Linked DNA regions of Homo sapiens: region 2 is linked to region 1. Evidence: chromatin loops called from intact Hi-C (ENCODE). Cell type or tissue: heart left ventricle. All regions are shown on one strand.

Region 1 (8,000 bases):
ACTCTTTGAAAGGTTCATGCCTAAACCACTCTCCCAGGTCACCAAACCACCCCAGGGCAGCAACCTCAAGAAGAGGCAAGGGCAGAACTGACCAGTTGGTCCTTTCTGGACACGCCTGAACTTTCACGATGTGAGAGAAAAGTCACACACTCACTTTCACAGGCTGCTCCAGATGGCAGCGAAAACCACACATTTTACAAGTGAGTTATGAGTGATCACACAAAGGGTTACTCAATCTGTTTCCACTTGACTAAGAGTTTTGAGGTAAATCCTTTGAAGCTTGCATAGTCACCTGGGACTTCAAAAGTAAGTTATTTAGAGCTGTACAGAGTGAAATAGTGGTTATTGCTGATTAATCTTGATAAATACGACACAGCAATGAAGTAGGTATTATAGAACTGCATGCTTGATAAAATGAATTATTTCTATATAGGAGAGACATAAAAATGCATTAACAATGGAAATAAGTTATATGTGTAATCCTAAGATTGAAGTTGCTGCTTATAATTTACAAAGCATCATCTCATTTATTACTTCAGTTGATCTTCACAAAATGTTCTAAGGTACATTATCTTACTATTCCCATTTTATAGATGAGGAAACTGAGGATCAGAAAGGCGAAGTGGCTGATGGATATAGTTTGTATATTTGTCCCCACCCACATCTCATGTTGGATGTAATCCCCAATGTTGGAGGTGGAGACTGGTGGGATTTGCATCATGGGGCAGATCCCTCGTGGCTTGGTGCTGTCTTCCCAATTGTAAGTGAGTTCTCACGAGATCTGGTTGTTTAAAAGTGTGTGGCACCTCCCCACCCACACTCTCTCTCTTGCTCCTGCTTTCTTTTTTTTTTAGGCTGATCATCTTGCTGCCACTTTTGCCATGTGAACTGCCTGCTCCTGCTTTGCCTTCCACCAGGATGGAAAGCTTCCTGAGGCCCCTCCAGAAGCTGATGCCAGAGCTATGCTTCCCATACAGCCTGAAGAAGTGTGAGCCAATTAAATCTCTTTTCTTTATAAATTATCCAGTCTCCAGTGTTTCTTTATAACAATGCAAAAACAGACTAACAGGACCCAAGGACACACAGCCAATAAAATGACATCGTTGTATATTTGTTGCAAGTAACAGAAACTCCAAATCAAACCATGTTTTCTAAACAGTAATGGGAATGTATAAACATATGTTACAGAAAAAGTCCAGTGGTATGGTGGGCTTCAGACATAGCTTGATCAGAAATTCAGCTCTGTTTTATTTCAATTGTCTTGGATTTACCCTTCTTTTTGTACCAGCTTTATTCTCATCCTCTCTATTAATAGCAAAATACTGAAGCAGTCTCAGGACCCACCACACTGTCCAGAAGGAGAAAGGATATTTCTTTCTCCAATTATCAAACAAGAGTCATAGACTTCCCTTTTCTTGCACCAGTGGCCAGGGAATGCCAAAACAGGCCTAGGGTATATATCCATGCATGAGCCAATGCCCATGGCAATTAAGGCTACAACCTAGAGGCCTAAAGGTTGGACCAGTAGCATCCAAGCCTTGCAGATGCTATACCAAGTGGGAGGGGTAGAATGGATGCTGGAGAGTAAACCACAATCCACCACAAGCCAGGACCTGAATTCATAGCTTATGGCTCTAAATCCTAGGGGTTTTTTTCCTATACATTACATGTTGTTGTTCTTCACTTGTAGATCTTATGACTCCAAGTAAAGCTGCTATTTTTGCCTATAAATGTGCCTTAAAAGGCCCTCAGGTGACCAGATGTCTTTTCCAGCTGCTGCACACCAACACTGGACATTTCTTTGTGTGTGCTGCCATGATCTGTGAAGTCTTCTGCTTTTTTGGTTATTTCTCTAACTCATGTTCCTCTAGATTCTTTTGCCCCATTCATTTTTGTTTCAAATACATTTTTGTCTCTTTGTGTCAGAGCCCAACCAGGAAGACAGAAATCATTCCGAATATTTAAAACAGAGGAAAGTTAATGCAATGAGATGAAAGAAACTTAAAAGCCAAACAAGGGATGGTGAGGCAATCCAGAGACCAGCAGCAGCAGGAAGTTGCCGCCACTCCTAGGCTGGAGGGACAAAGGGAGGAGGTGATGCTAGCAGAGCCCAGGGACTGGGATTACCCAGAGGAAGCTGGAACCATGACAGACTTCCTGTGCAAACTGGAGTCGTGGAAGAGAGGGAGCAGCTGCCAGAGATACTACCCCAGGACAGAGGGAGAGGGAAAAATACCCTGACGTCTTCCTTCCTCCTGCTCATCAAACTCCCACCAGAGCCTCCCATTAGCCAAACTCAGCTAGAAGCCAGCTAACACAGGGCCCTGAGAACTGCAGCCGGGAGGGGTCAAGCCCCTCCCACAATACAGAACAGGGGAAGGAAGGGTGAGGATCTCACATCACACAGTCCAGAACCAGCTATATTTGCATGACAAATGTCATACATGTTCACTGTGGAAGTTTCAGAAAATACAGATATGCAAAAATAAAAAGGTAAAAATCATGTTCTATTAGTTCTGAAGAGGTAAGATCCAATCAGCCAGTCCCAGGGTACTGCTGAATGCTACCTGTTTCTCATTAATGATTGAGCAAGCCATGTTCTAGTCTTCTCCCTATCAATAGGCCAAGCACTCTAGCAGTTTGACATTTTGTTATACACACTCTGAGAAATTCAATTTCTCCCTTCTATTAAGTCAAAAGTAAAAAAACCAAAACCAAAAAAAAAAAAACCCCAGATTTTAGAAAGGTTGTTAAGAAAAACTTTATTTCTTCTAGGAACCTGTTTTTGCTTTTTTTCCCAGGTAACATGTGCCATATGATTTATCAGGTTTTCTCTTTTTGCCCAGGCTACTAGGAAACTCAGAGATACATCTCATGCTCCAGACCAGCAACTTTAACCCTTTGGGTAGGCGTGTGCTTCTTCCCTCTTCTGCATGTTCCAAATTGTATTTTATCATATCAACTCTATTATGCATGTGTGTGTGTGTGTGAAGAAGACAGGGATGAATATAGCCACAGAAGGGAGAAGACCTTGAGTTATTGCCCCAGAGAGTTGCTGGGCATCACTTGCCCTGTCCAACTTTGTCCACTCTATGCCAGCTGCCCAGCACTGGGAGAGTCATCTGCCACAGTAGAACAGACTTTTCTGTCACCCTCCTCAACAGCAGATGGCCGCTCTGCACTCATCCGTGTCATACATCATTGCTGAGTGAGACACCACCAACCACTGTGCAAATCACTAAGCGTCTTTGCCTCCAACTCTGTGGTAGGCTGGGAATTATGCCTGCGCACTCAAATCCACTCTATTTCAATAATTTTTCAGCTAAGGGGGCTCAACTGAGCATCGTGACAATGGTAAGGGGTGGAGCTAGGGGCTGTCAGTGGGATTATGGTTAGATTTTTAATTAGATGGGGCATTTTAATTAGGTTGGGCAAAAGCTTTTTCAAGGAGGTGAAAGCATTGTCTCCTCCGGCGAGCACGTCTCTGGCTTATTTAGCTTCCTTGATTCACAAGTTAGTCCCTCTTGAAGTGTTTTTCTTGTACTTTGTTTATTTGAGGCTGATAGTCTGGGCATGGGGCCCAGTTTAATATAATTTTTACTGTTGCTACCACATCCCAAATTCTATTGAGATGGTTGTTATCATTGTTGTTAAGACACCTTACAGTGTCAATTACCAAGGCCAGGTGTACTCCCATACTCCCCCCACCCCAGCGCACCCCTTTTCTTTTCTTTTTTTTTTTTTGAGACGGAGTCTCGCTCTGTTGCCCAGGCTGGAGTGCAGTGGCGCGATCTCAGCTCACTGCAAGCTCCGCCTCCCGGGTTCACGCCATTCTCCTGCCTCAGCCTCCCGAGTAGCTGGGACTACAGGAATCCGCCACCACGCCCGGCTCATTTTTTGTATTTTTAGTAGAGACGGGGTTTCACCATGTTAGCCAGGATGGTCTCGATCTCCTGACTTCGTGATCCTCCCGCCTTGGCCTCCCAAAGTGCTGGGATTACAGACATGAGCCCCTCCGCCCGGCCCCCTTTTCTACTTCACCTATTAGAAATGAAGCTGATGCTTACTCCCGTGCCATTGAGACAATGTGCGTTTGTGACTCTGTAGCATAGCAAAGTAGATATTTGGTAATTATCTGGATAATTTGATTGCGATAGGGAAATAGTTCCAATCACTTAGGTCCTAGAGTTTATCTGTGAGTCTAAAGAACATGAAATCTCCCCCCACATTGCTTATAATTTCCTCTGAGTTCTATAAATACATAGGATGCTTTTACAGCAAATTTCCCTCCCTAATTATGTTTTACATAATCTAATACATTCATATTAGTTTGCCTCCTCTAAGCATATAGCAGCCAAAAGATACCTTGGCTGGAAGGCTAGAGAGGGAAACTGACCACAGTGCATCATCAGTGTAGAGTTAACAGCTGACAATAATAATATAGATTCAGCACTGACAAAAGAAAGGAAATAGTGCAACATTTGGTTTGAAAAGTGTGTGTGTGTGTGCGCGCGCGTGCGTGTGTCTGTGTGTGTTCCAGTGTTCCATTTGGGTCAGACCCTTAGCATGACTTTAGAATGCAGGCGTTTAAGGTGAGGGATTGTAATAATAACCCACTTCAGGAGTGTGGACATTAGCCAATAGACATGCACCTCTGGCTTCCCGCCAAGACCTGAGGTGGAGCCCAGGCCTGGGCTTGTCCACAAGGTTCATGTCTTCAGCAGATACAGTCTTGCTGCAAAGTTGTACTGCACTAACAATGAGACTCACTGGAAAAATAAATAAAATGCTTTAAATGTTTAAATGCATTTCCAAGTATTCATCTTCCAAATATTTAGACCCTGAGCCAATTTGGGCCAAGAGCCCAAGCTTCCTGTACATGCAGGATGGTTCCAGCAATCTCCTGAAGATCAGCAAATATGTAACAACTTAAAATATCATCCTCTCAGAGCCAAAAGAATAATTCCCTAGGTATTGCTCCAGGAAATCAACTTGCTGTCTCTGTCCGAAGTCCTCCTTCATAATGTCTGTAGGAACACATTAGTTTTAGTAACTTTAGTAACTTCTTACAAAGGCCTCCATGAGACCATGGTCTGTGTCCGCTGTGAGACTCCAATATAAACAGGAGTGGGAAAGGAGATTTGAGAGTAGAGACGTGTAGGATGAAAAGGGAAAAGGGAAGAGAGAGAGGTGCAGAAAGAACAAACAGCCTATTGAGGATATTGGTAGCCATAGAAGGTTTTGATGCCTGCACCAAGTCTCGAAGGGTAAGTCTGAGTAAACCAAGGTTGTTTGGTTTTGTTTTGTTTTGTTTGCTTTTTTACCAGAGGGGAGGGGTGTTGGAAAACGACTTCCTTTTGCATTTAAATTTCTCTAAATTCAGTAGTCAGGTAATTTATTCTCCTTTTTCCAGCCATATCCATACTAAAACATTTTATTTTCCTTTTTCTTTCTAAGCCACCACAGCAAAAAGAAAAAAAAATCATAGCACTGCCAAGGAATTTATCTACTTCTAAAGTTCAGCAATCATATCTTTATCTAGGAAGCTCCACAAAATAAAATAAATACTTTCCATGTAGATTTTGATTCTAGGGTACCTGTATTAGTGTTTTGTTCAGTCTTCCTCGTGGACTAAGTAGAACAGTGAAGTTGAATCTTACATGCACTCAACTTTTGTAAGTTCAATTATATACGAGACAGAGAGAGAGAGAGAGAGAATGAATGTTGGTCTTAAAAAGCATGTGCCCCAGAGTGAACATGAGAAATGAATCTATTGTGCCTGAACTGACTGCATGCTCATAGATAACTCACCATGCAGTCTCTTGCTTAAAATACACATTTCTCATATACATGACCCCAAAATTCAAGCAAACTGCTTCACTGATACTCAAACAAGAAAACAGCCCTGCTTTCCAATGATGGAGGGAAAACTGGCTGAGAGACAGTGTGCCAGTCTCTGACATGACACCTCCCTAAGAGAGTTGCATGAGTAGTTTTGATAACCTGTGATTTTCATCTTGGGGCTGACTTTAGAACCTGACCCTCTCATCAGCCACATCTCTGCTGAATTAACCCCCCTTGGCAAATGCAAAAGTAAAAAGAAGTGGGATCATTTTTCCAATATCTCTGAATTTGTGCCAAGACTAGAAACTTTGCTTTCTCAAACTCCATGGCCAACCACAAAGCACATTGCAATCTCTTTAGCCTTTTCACCAATTTGGAGTACAAAAATGGTCCACAGACAAAAGCCACAAGAGACAGGGAGCCATTTGTTCTTTTATTCACCAAATATTTGTGGAGTGCTAATGATGTAACAGGCACAGGATTTAGTAGGGAGCTACTGCTGAATGAAAAGAGTCAAAAGCCCTACTTTTGACTTGGCAATTATCAAGCTAGCTTGGTAACCTACTGTTGACTTGGCAATTACCAAGCTTGTTAGCTTGCTGTGTGACATTGGAAGAATTACTCGACCTCCCTGAGTTTCCTTTGCCTACTTCACCAAAAAACGTGAAACAATACGGCACATAAGTCCTAAGGTTTCTCTCAGTTATATATTATGTGAAATTGGCTTAGAAATATTTTTTAAAACTTGAGAGAAATATAACAAACTTCCTTATAGCAACGTTTGTCTATTACTAACAAGCACTTTGCCCCGGTAGCCTTTTTTCTCAGCTTTGCTCCCCAATGTTACGGTCAATTTCACCACCTATCTCTCTTCCACATGCATCGACATTAGCTGCTCCCCGTCTCCCACTCCTGGAGCTTCCAGTAGACACATAAACGAAATGAAGGGGTTTCTTCCTAGGTTTTGTTCCCTGTCATAGTTGCTGTTGTTCAAGCCCTACCAGAGTGATTCAGGCTTCAGTGTTTTGATTAAAAGTAGTGATAGCCATGTTGTGGACAAAAGATATGGAAATAGATCTCTTGTATGATTAATCATACTTTCGGTTGTGTAAATGTTTCATTTTCAATGACTACATCATCGGTAATATGACTTTTGTGTTATATCATCAGGCATGTGGACCTGTTCACACTTAGTTATTGAATTTGGCATAATAATGGCTTAAGCACCAATTGTCTTTATCCCATCTAACTGAAGGAGTAATAATAGCAAACATTTGGTTACTCTGGGGGGAAAAGTTCTATAAAATGCTTAAATGTTTGTGATACTATATCAAGGAATGTTAGCCAAATATTACTTTCTGCAATACCCACTTCTTAGTTGTTCTATTCAATCAATAAATGAATATTGGAAGAAGGCCTACTCAATCAAGAGTTGTGCTTAATTCACCCCACCGAGCATTCAGGAGAAGACCAAGTAGAAGTGTACAATTTCCTGAAATAAGAGGAGATATGGTGGCAAGCCAGGGATGCCTCAATTTGAGTGCCACTTTTGTAGGTAGCTAGATGTTTGATCCCCAAGTAGCTACTCTGTCATTTTGAGCTTTACATTCTCCACAAGGACTTTAATAACCCCTGCTTCATCTTCTTCACAAAAATTTTGTGAGGATAAATTGATGATGTAAAAAAAAGAGGAAGAAGTATCACATGTACATAATGCTTACTTGCCAAGCATTTCATATATATTCACTTATTTAATTCTCATAACAACCCTGTTTTATAAGAGACCAGTCATTGAGAGGTTAAGCGGTTTGTTAATAAAAGGTGGAGTTGGCATTCAAATTGAGAAAGCATTCATACTTTTATCCCCTATATGATAATAAATTATACAGAGGTAGCTACTAAAATATATTTAATGCATAGAAGGGAAGAAACAAACTTTTTTCACCCTCTCCCACTTTTAACGGAAATGTGGAGGTGGGAGAAGATAAATATCTGCAATAGTTTTAATGCACACTACATGATTAAGATGACTTTGCTGGGTTAATAACAATATGTTTCACATTCTGTAGTTTTTCTCACAAAGTTATAATGCTTTTGATCTATCAGGTTTAAAAATATCATGCATTTATGCAACAATTCCTTATTTTCCTCCTGAA
Region 2 (8,000 bases), 91 kb after region 1:
AGCCTGGCTAACATGGTGAAATCCCCATCTCTACTAAAAATATAAAAATCAGCTGGGCATGGTGGCGTGCACTTATAATCCCAGCTACTTGGGAGGCTTAGGCAGGAGAATAGCTTGAACTCGGGAGGCAGAAGTTGTAGTGAGCCTAGATCACACCACTGTACTCCAGCCTGGGAGACAGAGCAAGACTCCATATGAAAGAAAGAGAGAAAGAGAAAAAAAGAGAGAGAGAGACAGAAATTAAGACTGTTATCTGGAATTGAAATAATAACATAATCAACAGTGTTGGCAGGGTGCAGTGGTTCACACCTGTAATCCCAACACTTTAGGAGGCCGAGGCAGGTGGATCACGAGATGAGGGGTTCGAGACCAGACTGGCCAACATGTGAAACCCCGTCTCTACTAAAAATACAAAAATTAGCCAGGTGTGGTGGTGGACACCTGTAATCCCATCTACTCGGGAGGCTGAGGCAGGAGAATTGCCTGAACCTGGAGGTGGAGGTTGCAGTGAGCCGAGATCTCAGACACAGCAATTGCTGTGTCTGAATTATACAATGCATCTTTGTCAGTCATCTGTACCAAATGGTCTAGATTAACTGGGGTTTTTTTTTTTTTTTGGAGGGGGGGGCGTTGTTGTTTGTTTGTTTGTTTGGATCTAAGGGTACTTCTGCAGGTGCAGAAGAAAGTTAAGGGAAATACATTAATAAATGTGACTAATTTTGTCATTATCCAAACTACACTACTCATTTGATAACTACCACCTAATGAAAATTGAAAAGTCCTGAGGACTGGACTCCAGACAGGTACTTTCAAATGCATCATAACTGGGAACACCTTGAGATATGTGGTTCGAGAAAGTAAGCTGATATCCTACCAAGAGTGTCTCTCCTGGGAGGTGGTGACAAATGCTCCTCAAGACTTCTCCTGTTTCCTCCTAAATCTTGGGAACTCCTTTAAGACGCCCTCATCTTCATAGTACCAAATGAAAGAAAATCAATTGCATTTGAAACAATTTGCCACATAAGAAAATAAACAAACATGGAAAAGGAGACACATTCGTGTGAATCTCAGGGGAAATCTTATTTTTCAGATATTGATGAAATAGCAAAAGAAACAAGATGAGTTTAGAATACCATCATCCATTCCTGCTTCTTTTGAATCCATTTCCCTTATCTTTAGTGCAGAAAAGGAAACTGATTAGATACATTACTGTGTAGCAAAAGTTGTACTCAAATTTTGAAAGTGTTTCCCTCCTTTTTAAAAAACTAAATGTTTCTCTTTTTTAGAAAGTGAATTTTCTCTATTGAGAAGATACCATGACCACTAGGCAGAATTATATATTTAGTTGTGCTAGAGCACTGATGACTTCTTTTATGATGATTTTTTTAAATGTTTAAATATTCCTCATAAACCTGCAAAACTTAAGTGCTAGACTCTATAACGTTTCATAGTTAATAGACCCATTTGCAACAGCAATGAGAAAAATTTAAATTTAAGTCCAGACACGTCACATAAAATTATTGACTGGCTGGGCTGTGCACAGTGGCTCACGCCTGTAATCCCAGCACTTTGGGAGGCCGAGGCAGGCAGATCATGAGGTCAGGAGATTGAGACCATCCTAGCTAACACGGTGAAAACCCATCCCTACTAAAAATACAAAAAATTAGCCAGGCATGATGGCACGCGCCTATAGCCCCAGCTACTAGGGAGGCTGAAGCAGGAGAATCTGTTGAACCCAGGAGGCGGAGGTTGCAGTGAGCCGACATCGCACCACTACACTCAGCCTGGGTGACAGAGCAAGACTCTGTCTCAAAAAACAAACAAAAAAAAACCAACAATTATTGACGGGCTAAAATATTCTGGAAAATCTAATAAACTAAACATATTGATGTGAGCATGAACACAATATATATTGTAGATTTCTTGTTCCTATCACAAGCAAGTAACTTTAAGGGCAAAGCACACCAAAAAAAAAAAGCCTTTTACATAATTCAAAGCTGTCCATACTTTCTTTTATCCTCTTCCATTCTTTTTTATTATTTTTTTTTAATTTTTATTTATTTATTTTTTATTATACTTTAAGTTTCTAGGGTACATGTGCACAACATGCAGGTTTGTTACATATGTATACATGTGCCATGTTGGTGTGCTGCATCCATTAACTCGTCATTTACATTAGGTATATAACAGTATCTTCAAGACAAGGGGAGGAAGGGAAGACACACTGCAATATACATCTGGACATATTTTAAAGATATTCACGATAGAAGAAAGCACAAATTAATGAATAAACAATTGGATAGATGACGTGCCTTGTTTGATGTGAGAACACTTAATAAAAGGTTAAAATTAATGAGCTAAGGGAAGAAAACATGGCTAAAAGGGCTGGTAGCTCTGTAAGGGTGGGGACAGGGCGGGGAACAGAGTCAGGGAGACAAACAGGATGCTGGGAGGTGAGAAATAAGGGTGGGGAGTAGTGGGCAATCTCAAGAGGAACTAACAAGGCCGTTGCTTATAGTTACCCAGAAAACCTACGAACAATAACAGACAAGCAGATGCAGCTCAGAAAGAAACAGCGGAGCAGCTAGAAGCCCCTCCTGCTGAGACAACGCACCAGACACGTTAATGGTGTTTGGGGGCTGCAGGTCATCTCTCACATACTCACATCCACAACTGCTGACACCTCTGTTTCCCGTCGAATCAACAGATCCTGGCAAAAGACCCCCAGAGAGGATGAATGGACCTTGATCCAGGAGTTTTAATATATTCCTATCTCTTCAGAAATAGGAACTTCGGCTCTACTCATTCTAGTTTGCTGGCTTTTCTATTTTTGGTTTTGGTGGGTTTTTTTTGTTTTGTTTTGTTTTTTGTGTTTGTTTTTAGCTTTTCTTCTTTGGAAAGGTTTGTCAAGTAAATACTGTTACGTGTCATTTTGAAGAGGAAATTCCAGTTCCAAGAACCAGCACAGGTCCAACTATCCAAGCAGTCTTTAAAAAGCCAAAGAGTCGGCCGGGTGCAGTGCCTGCAATCCCAGCACTTTGGGAGGCCGAGGCAGGCGGATCACAAGGTCAGGAGTTGGAGACCAGCCTGGTTAACATAGTGAAACCCTGTCTCTACTAAAAACACAAAAACTAGCCGGGTGTGGTGGGACATGCCCATAATCCCAGCTATTCGGGAGGCTGAGGCAGGAGAATCACTTGAAGCTGGGAGGAGGAGGTTGCAGTGAGCTGAGATCATGCCACTGCACTCCAGCCTGGGCGACAGAGCTAGACTTCATCTCAAAAAAAAAAAAAAAAAAAAAAAAAAAACCCACAGTCAATAAAAGACGTTTGCCTTCTCTCACTGCCCTTGATTCCTAGAGCCTCCCTCTTCACCACCTCCTGCCCCGCTAGACTCAGCCCCCTTCAAAATCCCAATCAAAGGACTGCACCTCTGGCTCTGAGGTGCTTTCAAAGGGCCAACTTGCAAAACTGTGCTTCAGATCTGACACTTAATCATACACAACTTGCCCGTTTCTTTCTTTCTTAGCGGTTTTTTTTTTTTTTTTTTTTGAGACAGTCACTCTGTCGCCCAGGCTGGAGTGCAGTGGCACAATCTCGGCTCACTGCAAAGTCGCCTCGCAGGTTCAAGCGATTCTTCTCCCTCAGCCTCCGGAGTAGCTGGGATTATAGACACGTGCCACCACGCCCAGCTAATTTTTGTATTTTTAGTAGAGACAGGGTTTCACCATGTTAGCTAGGCTGGCCTCGAACTCCTGACCTCAAGTGATCCACCACCTCAGCCTCCCAAAATGCTGGGATTACAGGCGTGAGCCACCATGCCTGGCATTTTAGCTATTTTTTAAAACACACTTGTTTCTTATTACAAAAGGAATACATGCTCATTAAAGAAAAAAACTCAGAATATTGAAAGGCAAAGAAAAAATATCCCCCCTACTCCTATCACTTGGATATGAGCATTATTATCATTTTCATGTTTTTGTGTATTAGCAAATCTTTTTTAATTGCCAGGGTGATGAAGAACTCTCCACTGTTCATGTGGGAGAACCATGTGTTTAATTTTTTCTAGGACAGATCAGCAAAACTTCCAAAGCATTTGTGAAGGCAGAATGGCTTGCCAGGTTGGGAGACCAAGGAATAAAAGGCTGAAGTCCTCTTCCCAGCCAAGTACCAGGGGAGCCTGTGCAACTGAGCTTTTACACGGAGGGAAATGCTTCAAACTTCAGGGTTTTGGAAGTGTGGGCATGCAATGCACTTGGAATGAGCAGAAAAGAAAAGGTGGCAAGACCACTTCCCTAGAGCACAGTGTACACCCTGCCTCTTTGCTGGCTTAGTCACTAAGGTAGAAAAATGCTCACACGTGCACATGTACATGTGCATGTGTGTACAGGGTGAGAGAGAGAGAGATGACATATGTATATATACATGAATAGATGTATGCACCCTTTGCTTGCTGCCTTCTGCTCTGCACTGTTGGAGCTTTATACTGACATTAAACTTCATGTCATTTTTATATGCTATCATGCCACTCACCTGCTTAAAAACCTTCTGTGGTTTCCCGATGTCAAATTCCAATTTTCTCCACAACATGGCCTTGACTGACCTCTCCTACCTTATCTCACTCCACTCCTAAGTGACCCAGGTTCCTGTTGGACCCTTTGCCTCCATGCCCTTTCCAGATCCTAAAATGTGATTTCTAGCCCCTTCTGCAGCCATGAAGTTCTAACACAGATATCACCTCCTCCATGAAGATTTTGAGGATTTCCTGACCAGATGTCATTTCTTTTGCAAGACTGTAAGCTCCTTGAAGACAAAAACCAAACCACACATTACTGCTCATATTTTGGACAAATAAATTTACCTTTTTATCCATTTAATTCTCATATCATTGTCCTTTTCTAAATTTTATTCATTATATTCTTGGCCGGGCACAGTGGCTCACACCTGTAATCCCAGCACTTTGGGAGGCCAAGACAGGAGCATCACTTGAGATCAGGAGTTCAAGACCAGCCTGACCAACATGGTGAAACCCCGTCTCTACTAAAAATACAGAAATTAGCCAAGGGTGGCACACACCTATAATCCCAGCTACTTGGGAGGCTGAGGCAGGAGAATCGCTGGAACCCAGGAGGCAGAGGTTGTTGCACTGAGTTGAGATTGTGCCACTGCACTCCAGCCTGGGTAACAGAATGAGATTCTGTCTCAAAAATAAAATAAAATAAAATAAAATAAAATAAAATAAAATAAAATAAATTGTATTCATTATATTATTATTTCTGCATTGTGTAATAATTAAGCAGAATAATACATATATTCTCTCTAATTCCTTGAATGCAGGGATTATGTCATACATATTTCTTGCACTATCACCCCCACCCGAGACCTATGGTAAAAGTTCAAGCAATACTAACTGAAGTAGATTAAATTCAAGATTTAAATGCCAATAATTATTCCTTAACATAGAGGAGAGGGATGGAAACATAAAGAGTCCACCTTACTCCAAAATAGTTGAAAAACAGCCTCATTCCAAAACAAGGGAGGTAGTTTTTCTTACTTTGTGGGTCTCCCATTCTTTACTTACTCTGACTACCAGCACAGGAAAAATCTAGGTAGTCTCCAACTCAGCAAGAAGTTGCAGTCTCTTTGTATGTGTAGGACATTGATTTGGAAATTATAAATAATTTCGCTTTGAAGTCATAGTATAAATAATGTTTTAAGGTCTCTGACAGGTCTCCAAAAGTTGACTGAAACTCTTAATAAAGAAGAAATAATATGTTTTCAATAAAAAGTAGAAAATAAAACTACTGACATATTTTACTTGCAAAATAACCAATAAACAATGAAATACACGTGATTTTTTTTTTTTTTCTTTTGAGATGGAGTCTTGCTCTGTCGCCCCTGCTGGAGTGCAGTGATGCAATCTCGGCTCACTGCAAGCTCCGCCTCCCGGGTTCAAGCAATTCTTCTGCCTCAGCCTCCAGAGTAGCTGGGATTACAGGCGCATGCCACAGCGCCCGGCTAATGCTTATATTTTTAGTAGAGACAGGGTTTCACCATGTTGGCCAGGTTGGTCTCAAACTCCTGACCTCAGATGATCTGTCTGCCTCAGCCTCTCAAAGTGCTGGGATTACAGGTGTGAGCCACCACACCCAGCCCAAGTGATTATTTTTAATTTGAATAATCATGATTCAAGGAAAGCAGATTTAACTATAGAAAAAGGATATCTTCTAACCATTCTCTCCTGGTGGCTATCTTCCATGTTTCTCAGACATTTTTTTTTTTTTTTAATGGAATTAAGACATGACTTGAGGGCCTAAGTCTTACTCTGCCCATAGCTCTGAGTAATTTCAGGATCCACAAGGAACCATGTTTAACACCCCAGTCACTCTTTTCACTCATCTCTTCATCTTCAGGGATCTTCTCCACTCCCTTCTAGTTCTCCCACTTCCGCAGGCACTCCCTGGACCGCACCATCCCCTAGGACTGCTTCACCTCTAAATACTAAACTTACAGGTAGGTCCCCATTCTCTGACAACTCACCTCCTAACCTTCCAGGTCACTCACTCCATTATTCCCAAGACACCCATTCTTCAACCTATTTGGAATGTCCAGTTCACCAATCCCTTGGCTATTTCTCTACAGCCTTATTCTGTTTTACCTCTCTGAGTTAGGTCCCAAGAACCAACATTTCCACTGTGCCACTGTCCTTGGATTGCACTGTCCTGCCAAACACAATCCAAGACAACTGTCCACCTGCACTAGAAATGCTGAGAGCTTCTGGAGGTGGGAGTGGATCATACATCCAGTCTGATCTTCACCAGAACTCATGGTCACCTAACTCAACCTCGGTATTTCCTGGCAATTCTAAATTAGATGGATGGATAGATAATAAAGGTGGAAACTTGCAGAGATGATGCAGAGAATCTCCACACCTTTTGTAATGTTTTAGAGATGGATAATTCTTAGACTAGCATTTCTAATTTTACTTCAAATCATATAGCTTTGTTTTCCTTTAAGGTAAATGTATCTGTGCTGCTCGTAAATTCACAAGCACATGACACTTTTCTGCCTTGGTAGCTTTGTCTGTCATCACACGAGGAGGAGAAATGCCCTGGGAAGAAATAGAAAAGCTCTAAAGTAGATTGGAAAAGAAATAAGAAATCTCAAGAAAATGTATTTGTGTAGCAGGAAGAGACTGCCTGAGATGGGATATACTGTGATGTAAGTCACAAAAGAGAAAGTGGAGGTTTGCAGTGGCTTGTGTCCACTAGCCCCTGAATCCATTTCAACATGGTGTTATTGTCCTGGGGTAGCTTAGCTGTCATACATTAATTAACAAATACTTATGGAACACCTTCTACTTCTATTTGTCAGACACTGTTCTAGAAGCTTGAGAAAAAGTGAATAAAACAATGTCCCTGCTCTCACAGAGCTCACATCCTAATAAGAAAAAAAGGTAGCAAATAAACAAAAAAAGAAAGGGGGTTTTTAGTTAACGATATACAAAAAAAGAAAAGAAAATAGGACAATGACTAAACAATGAATGGGCATATTAGTCCATTTCGTGTTGCTGTAAAGGAAACACCTGAGGCTGGGTAACTTATAAAGAAAACACATTTATTTGGCTCACTGTTCTGCTGGTTGGAAGGCTCCTTCCTTGCATGGCAGAAGGTGAAGGGGAGCCAGTGTGTGCAGAGATCACAGGGCAAGAGAGAAACAAGAGAGCCAGGAGGGAAGTGCCAGGCTCGGTTGTTTTTTTTTTGAGACAGAGTTTTGCCCTTGTTGCCCAGGCAGAAGTGCAACAGTGCAGTCTCAGCTCACTGCAACCTCCGCCTCCCAGGTTCAATCGATTCTTCTGCCTCAGCCTCCCAAGTAGCTGGGATTACAGGCGCCCACCACCACACCTGGCTTCTATCTTTTTTTGTATTTGTAGTAGAGATGGGGTTTCATCACGCTGGCCAGGCTGGTCTCAAACTCCTAACCTCAGGTGATCTGCCCACC

The links. Hi-C counts contacts between places; a loop is a spot of excess contacts. Peaks named below come from ENCODE experiments on the same cell type or tissue, not always from the same donor. Only the 100,000 strongest peaks of a DNase experiment are listed, where the experiment ranks them.
Region 2: a loop joins it to region 1, with 2.5 times the contacts of the local background. A loop is called at or near these places in 19 of 110 quality-filtered maps.

What each region holds. Positions count from the first base shown.
Region 1 is chr4:38,560,763-38,568,762 of GRCh38, forward strand. LINC02278 (long intergenic non-protein coding RNA 2278) reads left to right here and starts at 3,241. Exons shown (of 3, transcript NR_146991.1): 1 at 3,241-3,354. RefSeq lists enhancers at 138-217, 348-437. In heart left ventricle, no CTCF peak of the experiment used is centred here; DNase peaks (open chromatin) are centred at 2,089, 2,306 and 4,669; H3K27ac peaks cover 1,968 bases.
Region 2 is chr4:38,651,958-38,659,957 of GRCh38, forward strand. All of the region lies in intron 1 of KLF3-AS1 (KLF3 antisense RNA 1), which reads right to left. Among named protein-coding and RNA genes, the nearest start is that of KLF3, 8.2 kb to the right of the region's middle. In heart left ventricle, no CTCF peak of the experiment used is centred here; no DNase peak of the experiment used is centred here.